3 separate regions of the Homo sapiens genome follow, and all the other regions are linked to region 1. The links are chromatin loops, found by intact Hi-C in ENCODE. Cell type or tissue: B cell. All regions are shown on one strand.

Evidence for each region. A loop is a pair of places that touch in the nucleus more often than their neighbours do. Peaks named below come from ENCODE experiments on the same cell type or tissue, not always from the same donor. Only the 100,000 strongest peaks of a DNase experiment are listed, where the experiment ranks them.
Region 2: it touches region 1 in a loop (11-fold over the local background); 2 of 110 quality-filtered maps call a loop at or near these places.
Region 3: it touches region 1 in a loop (5-fold over the local background); 82 of 110 quality-filtered maps call a loop at or near these places.

What each region holds. Positions count from the first base shown.
Region 1 is chr7:155,723,361-155,725,860 of GRCh38, forward strand. All of the region lies in intron 9 of RBM33 (RNA binding motif protein 33), which reads left to right. Among named protein-coding and RNA genes, the nearest start is that of RBM33, 80 kb to the left of the region's middle. In B cell, CTCF peaks have their summits at 1,304 and 1,504; a DNase peak (open chromatin) is centred at 1,561; H3K4me3 peaks cover 2,164 bases; H3K27ac peaks cover 2,500 bases.
Region 2 is chr7:155,204,498-155,206,997 of GRCh38, forward strand. It overlaps LOC124901783 (a long non-coding RNA gene), which reads left to right and starts at 1,207. Exons shown (of 2, transcript XR_007060603.1): 1 at 1,207-1,330. RefSeq lists enhancers at 769-948, 959-1,008, 1,039-1,108, 1,139-1,388. In B cell, no CTCF peak of the experiment used is centred here; DNase peaks (open chromatin) are centred at 95, 1,204 and 2,164; H3K4me3 peaks cover 2,077 bases; H3K27ac peaks cover 1,737 bases.
Region 3 is chr7:155,597,447-155,599,946 of GRCh38, forward strand. No RefSeq gene overlaps it. Among named protein-coding and RNA genes, the nearest start is that of RBM33-DT, 46 kb to the right of the region's middle. RefSeq lists a silencer at 1,369-1,663. In B cell, CTCF peaks have their summits at 1,479 (motif pointing right) and 1,682; a DNase peak (open chromatin) is centred at 1,495.

The sequences.
Region 1 (2,500 bases):
CTCTGATCAGATCTATAAGTAGTAGCAGGCGAATATAGTAGGAGACCCTTCCAGCTGTCAAACATTGTCAGGCTTGCAAGGAGAGAATGCAGTTTAAAATGCACGTGACATAATACCCAACATCCTCCACTTGCTAGTGGGTTTCTGATTAATCGTGATTACCATACATTATCATACCATCAAATTTAATCATATCAATGAATTCCCATCTGCGGCAGTAACGAGCAGCTAAACACTATGGTAACAGCTATTAAAGAAGGTGGTTTATCAAATTCAGTAACCCTTTAACTTGCTGCTTGGTCAGCATGCGTTGCATGTGTTGGATAGAGATAGGGCTGGGTTCAAGTCCATGCTAATTAGTCAAAGGCCAGGGGTACTCCTTGAAATCACATAAAATTGGTTTCTTGTTTCTTCTGTTGGAGCTGTTGAGCTACTTTGTAAAAACTGCTTTATAAAGTATGTGATAAACTATAGTTGTCCCTTGTACAACATGTGTATATGCGGGGGCCTGGAAGCAATCTCCTATGCATACCAAGGGAGGGCTGTTTTTCGTTTATTGGCTAAGTAAATCTGTTACATTGACTGGGACACCTTTTAAATTCTCTTCGGATATAGAGTGCTATATATAGAGACTTAAACCTCAGTGTAGTTTGCCCATCTGCAACTGAATAATTTAGCCTGTGAAATGTTGGACACAGTTTAAAGTCTTGGAACTCCTCTGTGCAGGGAAATCTTAGTTACCTGTTTTTAGTGATGTGTCCTACAAAACACACTGCTTTTTTTTTTCTTTTAATATTTAATTTCCCAGGAGTTGTTGAAGACCTGTGGTTCTGTTTAGGTGCATTTTTAAGGCACACTTGGAGAGAAGTCCTGTTTTATTATAAAGTATCAAAAGCAATTCTTCTGGCCAGCGCTCCCAGCACTTTGGGAGGCTGAGGTGGGTGGCTCACTTGAAGTCAGGAGTTCGAGACCAGCCTGGGCAACATGGTGAAACCTCATCTCTACTAAACATACAAAATTAGTTGGGCATGGTGGCGGGTGCCTGTAGACCCAGCTATTTGGGAAGCTGAGGCAGGAGAATCGCTTGAACCCAGGAGGCGGAGGTTGCAGTGAGCTGAGATCGTGCCACTGCTCTCCAGCCTGGGCGATGGAGCGAGACTCCGTGTCAAGTAAGAACGAAACAAAACAAAACCAAAAACAAAAAAGTAATTCTTCCAAAAGATGAGAATTTTTCACTTTAAAAATTGAGTGCTTTGAGCGTACAGGTGTGTGAGTTTCGCCTAGTGCCTACAGTTATATAATCATCCAGGGACTCTCCTGCCCCTTGTGGTTAGCCCCTCTCCCTACCGGCCCCTGGCAACCACTGAATGTGTCTGTTCCTATAATTGTGTTATGTAAATGGAATCATAGAGCTTGTTTCATTTGGAGCCTGGCTGCTTTCCTGTAGTATAACGCGTTTGAGATTCATCCATTTGCTGCACCAGTCAGTAGTTTGTCTTTTCTATTGCTCAGTAGTATTCCAGTATATGGATATAGCAGTTTGTGTATCCATTCACCTGATAGGCAGTTGGGTTATTTCAAGTCTTCGGATGTTGTGATTAGAGTTGCTGTAAACATTTGTGTACAGGTTTGTGTGTGTGTGTGTGTGTGTGTGTGTGTGTGTGTGTGTGTGTGTGTACAGATTTTTTTTGTGAACATAAGTTGTCAGTAAATGCCTAGGAGTGGATTGTGGATGATAGTGCATTCACAGATGAGATTTAAGACAGACTGTATGCTTTTCAGTTGACGTAGCTGCTGATACTACTGCTTTCCTTTTTTAGTTGGTTCTTTCCTTTTTTAGTTGTTTTTTTTTTTTTTTTTTTTTGAATGAGGAAGTACGGTATTCATAGAGCATATATGGTTGAAAATCAGTAATGAATAAAAAAAAATTGAGTGATCACTATATTCCACAGTGTGTTCAGCCTGTGGAGCAAAAGTAAAAAATTATTATTTTTTGTTTTAGAGATTGGCAAGCTGACTTTTGGAAAGATCAAATTGCTTAAGTTCACACAACTGGGCGCAGGAGGGAGGACTGGAGGCCAGTTCTCTTAGTTTTTATGCTGTGCTTTCTCCTTAAATATGAAATTGAACTTCCATAAACTGAGAAAAAAACATAGAATCTGGTAAGTTGAATTGTAACTACATAAAATTGTGACCCTCATTAAGTACTAAAGTGAGGAAGTTTGCTATAGCAGGGCCAGTCATTAGGAGGAGTTGTTTCAGGAGGGGCCATGGCAGGGGTGAGGGTGCAGAAATAAAGAGTTTTTCATTTCAGGAAATAATGTAAGTAGTCTTTAGGAGGTTCATCAAAACACCATTTTGTACCAAAGAAAAGTTTTGTAGTTTGTAGTGGGTGCTCTTGTTTCACTGCTTGAACCATTAACATTATCCTAATGTATTTAAATTCATGTGGTGTTTTTTTACCCCTGCATGAAACCTAGTACTTGGCACTAGGTGTATC
Region 2 (2,500 bases), 520 kb before region 1:
GCCACCCTCGCACCATGTGGCTCTGTGTCCTGGCTCCACAGGGCTCCCTGCTGCTGCCAGGAGCAATTCCTGGAGTCCAGCATGTGGAGGTAGCAGGGCCTCTGCTGGCTTTGGGACTGGACCAGCAGCACTGCAGGTGCCCTGGCTCTCCCACCTGGGCACACCTGAGGCCTCTCGCCCTTATCTCCCAGGGCCCTAGCGGTTCCCCTCCACCATCCCATCCCAAAGCCTCACCTTTCCAGTGTAGCCCCAGGCCCCAGAGCAGGTGTATCCACTTTATTGTACACACAGCATTTGACTCAGAGCCCAAGACATGTATCTGATAGGAATAGGGCTGCTCTGGATGAGGGAGGGGGTGCCCAGCCCCCCAGCCTGGCTCCCCAGCACGCCCACTGCCCTGGCTCTGCGGAGCACCTTCCAGACCATATCAGAAGCCCTCAGGGAGGCCCCTGGACCCTGACATCCCCGAGACCCCCTGAGGGACCCACTTTGCTAGCTGCATGTCTGTGTCACACGGAACTGTCTCCATGCTCTGCAAGCAGGTGGAATGCAGGAGCAGGCAGGAAAACCCAGCTCTTCCAAGTCAGACACTGGAGAGCTCTGCAGACACGAAGACAATGCCATGCCTCCCCCTAAATGCTTTTTGTTTTGGAAAATATAGCTGTTCGTCATAAGGTATTTACGTTGACGTATGACAGGTTTATGATTGTTTTAATGAATTAATAGGTATTTTAAATGCTCTTAGTTTCGATTTCTAGTGTTTCTCATTGGTGATTTCTAACGTGGCATCGTGGCTGCATTCAACCCCCATAAACGCATGCTCCGTGGTGGCCTCCATAGCTCTTCAGACCCAATGTGTGAGTCCCGGGCTCCAGATCGTGTCTCAGCCCCTCCCTGCTCCCTCAGCCAATAGCCTGTGTCCGTGTGGCCCCTCCCCCGAGCTTCCCAGTGACGGAGGAAGGCAGACGCCGCGTGCTTTCCAGGCGCTGTCCTAAGCCCTTTGCAGATATGGAGCCACTTGACCCTCCTATAACGCGTGCAGTGGGTCCTATTACCCCCCCATTTACGGACCAAGGGCAGGGAGGTGGAGACACTGGCTGGAGGCCGCGCAGCAGGGAAGTGGCAGTCAGGAGGCAGCCCAGGCCCTCCCATCCGACTTCAGAGGCCAGACGCACGCCTTCTAGACGCTGACTCACAAGCCAAGTCACTCCTTCCTGACACTCACGCCACCATGTCCTCCCCAAAGTGCATTTGCATTTTAACAGCCATCTTCCGTGAGCTGACTCTGTGGTTTTCAGTCAGTGGTTTCCAGTCGGCTATTTGTCATAAGGTATTTACGCTGACGTATAACAGGATTATGAGTGTTTTAATGAATTAATAGGTATTTTAAATGCTATTTAAATGTACTACCTCAAAAGGCTGAGAAATGTGGGGCCTCTGTGTGGATGTGTCAGTGTGTGTGTCTCTGTGTGTGTCAGCGTGTGTGTCTGTATCAGTGTGTGTGTCTGTGTGAGAGTGCGAGAGTGTGTGTCCGTGAGAGTGTGTCAGTGTACGTGAGTCTGTGTGTCGTGAGTGTGTCTGTGTGTGCCCGCGTGTCAGTGTGTCTGTGTGTGTCAGTGTGTGTGAGTGGTCGAGAGTGTGTCCGTATGTGAATGTGTCAGTGTTTGTGTGTGTGTGTCAGTGTGACAGAGTGTGTGTGTTTGTGCCTGTGTGTCAGTGTGTCTGTGTGTGTCATTGTGTGTTTCTGTGTGTGAGAAAGTGTGTGTCCGTGTGTGTTAGTGTCTGTGTGTGTGTGTGTGAGTGTGTGTGTGCACGCATACACACGCATATAACTCTGCTGTGGCTTCTATAACAAAGTACCGTGGACCGAGCAGCTTGAACAACAGAAACTCCCTTCCCCGCAGTCCTGAGGTCCGGAAATCTGAGATCACGGCGTGGGCAGGGCTGGTTCCTCCTCAGGCCCCTCCGTGGCCTGCAGACGCCATCCTCTCCCTGTGTCCTCACGTGGTCATCCCTCTGTCAGCGTCTGCTTCCCAACTTTTTCTTCTTAGTCCGTTCTCACCTGGCTATAAAGAAGTCCCTGAGGCTGGGTAATTTATGAAGAAAAGCGCTTTAATTGGCTCAGGGATCTGCAGGCTGTACGGGAAGCGTGACGTCATCTGTCTCTGGGGTGGCCTCAGGAAACGTCCAGTCATGGCGGAAGAAGAAGGGGAAGCCAGCTCATCACAGGGGGAAGCAGGAGTGAGAAAGAGGAGGGGGGATGTGTCACACACTTTTAAAAGACCAGGACTCCTGTGAACCCAGGGCTCGAGCTCACTTATCACCAAGAGGCTAGCCCAGCCATTCATGAGGGATCCACCCCCATGATCCAAACACCTCCCTCCAATCCCCACCTCCAACACTGAGGATCACATTTCCACATGAGATCTGGGCAGGGACAAATACCCAAACTGCATCCTAAAGACACCGGTCAGATTAGATTAGGGCCCACTCCAAAGCC
Region 3 (2,500 bases), 130 kb before region 1:
AATATTCCTCAACTGCAAATCTCTTAAAGGCCACCTGGATCACCTTAGTCCCAAGCCTCACCCAACTGGACACATCACACAAGCATCTACCAACAGGGTGTCTAGCTTTGGAGTTCTTCCGAACCACAGCAGCAAGCTCATGAATGCCTCCTCAGCACTGAGCAGCTGGGGGGTGTCTGTGCTGAACATCCTGTGTCTCCGTGTCCCATCCAAGCTGTCTGGGGTTGGCCCCTATGAGAAGGGCTCCTCACTCATTAAAAACACGTAAACATGGCAATGTGGGGTGGAGAGTGACAGCCCAGGCCTACGTTGAGGTTTGGTTCCCAAAGCTCATTTTGATTTTGTTTTCTTTCCTAATAGCCATTTGATGGACTGAGAGCTCCTAATGAGAACACAAACTTAGACTAAATAAACTACTAAGTTGAGAACTTGGATCTACAAGCAGGCATATCTTTCTAAACTGTGAATCATTAACTGGGTCTCAGACTGGCCTTGCCAAGTGTACTGCATTTTTGAAGTGGCCTAAATGGGCTTGTTCTGCTCCCATAGATCAGTCCTCATGCTTTCCCAGCAGGAAATTGATTGTGAAAGAAAATCTTCTGACTAGAAAGGAAAAGAAAAATGTGCATCTTTCATCAAATACTAAAAGGTATTTGATGATTCATATTTCAGTTTGAAACTGACTTGCAGATGCGTCTCCTTTTACTTTCACCATTTAACCCATGCAAAATTTGCATCTAAGAATAATAAAGATTGATAAGATCTTGCATTTCAAAGTAGGTTTAAGATACTGGTGTTTCTGCACCCCCCAAAATGAATGATGTTATGAACAATGTGTTAACCCAATTATTTTAAGTGAATAAAAGATATTTGAAAGAAATAGGAAGCATATTTTCCCAAACAGAAGAATTCCTTTGTAATGCAATTAATCAAGTGCTACTTTTAAGTTATTCACCTTATGAATTCGAGTTTTGAAAATCTGATTTTTCTAAAGCAGAATATACCTACCCAGCCTGGTTTGAATTTCCTATCCCCTGCCCCTGATTTCCCTTTGAACAGACGAAACAAAGAAAGTCTGCAACCTTCAATGCGATGGCTTCCCGAAGGAGTTCCAGTTACTCAAGCATTCTCTAAAATCCTATACCAACTCTGCTGTTCAAGGACCTTTTATATAACGTCAACAAGATCTCTAGCTTTTCCTTATCATCATCACCACCATCACCATCACCAGCTCCACCACCATCAAAGTTGTTGCAGAGCCAATATGGGAGCATCAAACTGCAAATCTGGATTGTTCCGGAGCATTTGTTCAATTTTGAGTGAATTAACAGGCCATATTTAACAACATATGCTCATATTACATATTCTCCAGAAATATAAAACAGGCTTAAACCCTCAGTCATCATTTCAGCCCCATATTCTAAAACTGGTCCTTTCTCAGGAGCCGTTCACACGCAGTGCCGAGGACGGCCAGCAGATGGCAGCACCAAGGCTCAGAAAGAGCAGAAACCAAGCGGGAGCTCAAGGAGCGTTCAATGCCCACCGTGATATCGTCAGGACACCTAAGAAAGGCAAATGATGTTCTCTCTTCGTTATTTTCTTTCTAAACACATTTGACAACCCACCTTTTATTAACACGTCTGCATCCTCTGAGACAATGCTTTTGCACCACCACGCTCCTGCAGCGCAAGGTCTCAATCAGGGATTAAGAAAGCTAAGATCCTATATAAAGAATATTTATGGCTTAATTGTCTTGAAAGCTTGGCATGGTAATTGAAGAATTCAAAGGTCAAAAAATCTACTTTGTCTTTCTTATTTTTCAGAAAATCAAGAAGCCAACAACGCCAAGATTGATGGAAATACATTTTCCTTGTCTCTTCCGCACGTTATACTAAGTGGTAATGTCAAACTGCCAGGACTTTCTGATGTTTTCTCTCTAAAGGTGAATATGCCTGAGTGTGCCCCGATAGAGATGCTCACTTATAAGTAAAAGGAAAAGCAGAGAAATCGCAAAATAGGTCATCACAAAGGATAGTAAACATTGGAAAAAATGTTTAACCTCAATAGCAATCAAATCCAAAAAAAAAAAAAACCCACCGAGATGTCATGATTCACTATCAAATTATTGCACATCAAAATGTATTAATAATGAGTCCTACATGAGAGAAAATAAATTGATCCAAACTTTCTGGAGGGAATTGGAGCCAGAGACTCAGGAGCTTTAAAAATATTCATAGTCTTTGACTTATTAGCAACCGTCTTGGGACTCTAACCCAAGAAAAAAATCTAAAATCCAAAATATGGAGTCAAGATTTTTCACTCCAACAGTACGTGTAACAGTAAAACACAGGACACATTCTAAATATTGCAACAGAATAGTAACTCAATTATAAAGTATTTATATGACTGCTTATGTTTAGTCAATAAAATAATGCCCATACATACTTTCAGAGCTAAGCATCTGAAAGGATATAGGCAAGCTGTCTCTACATAGTAGGAT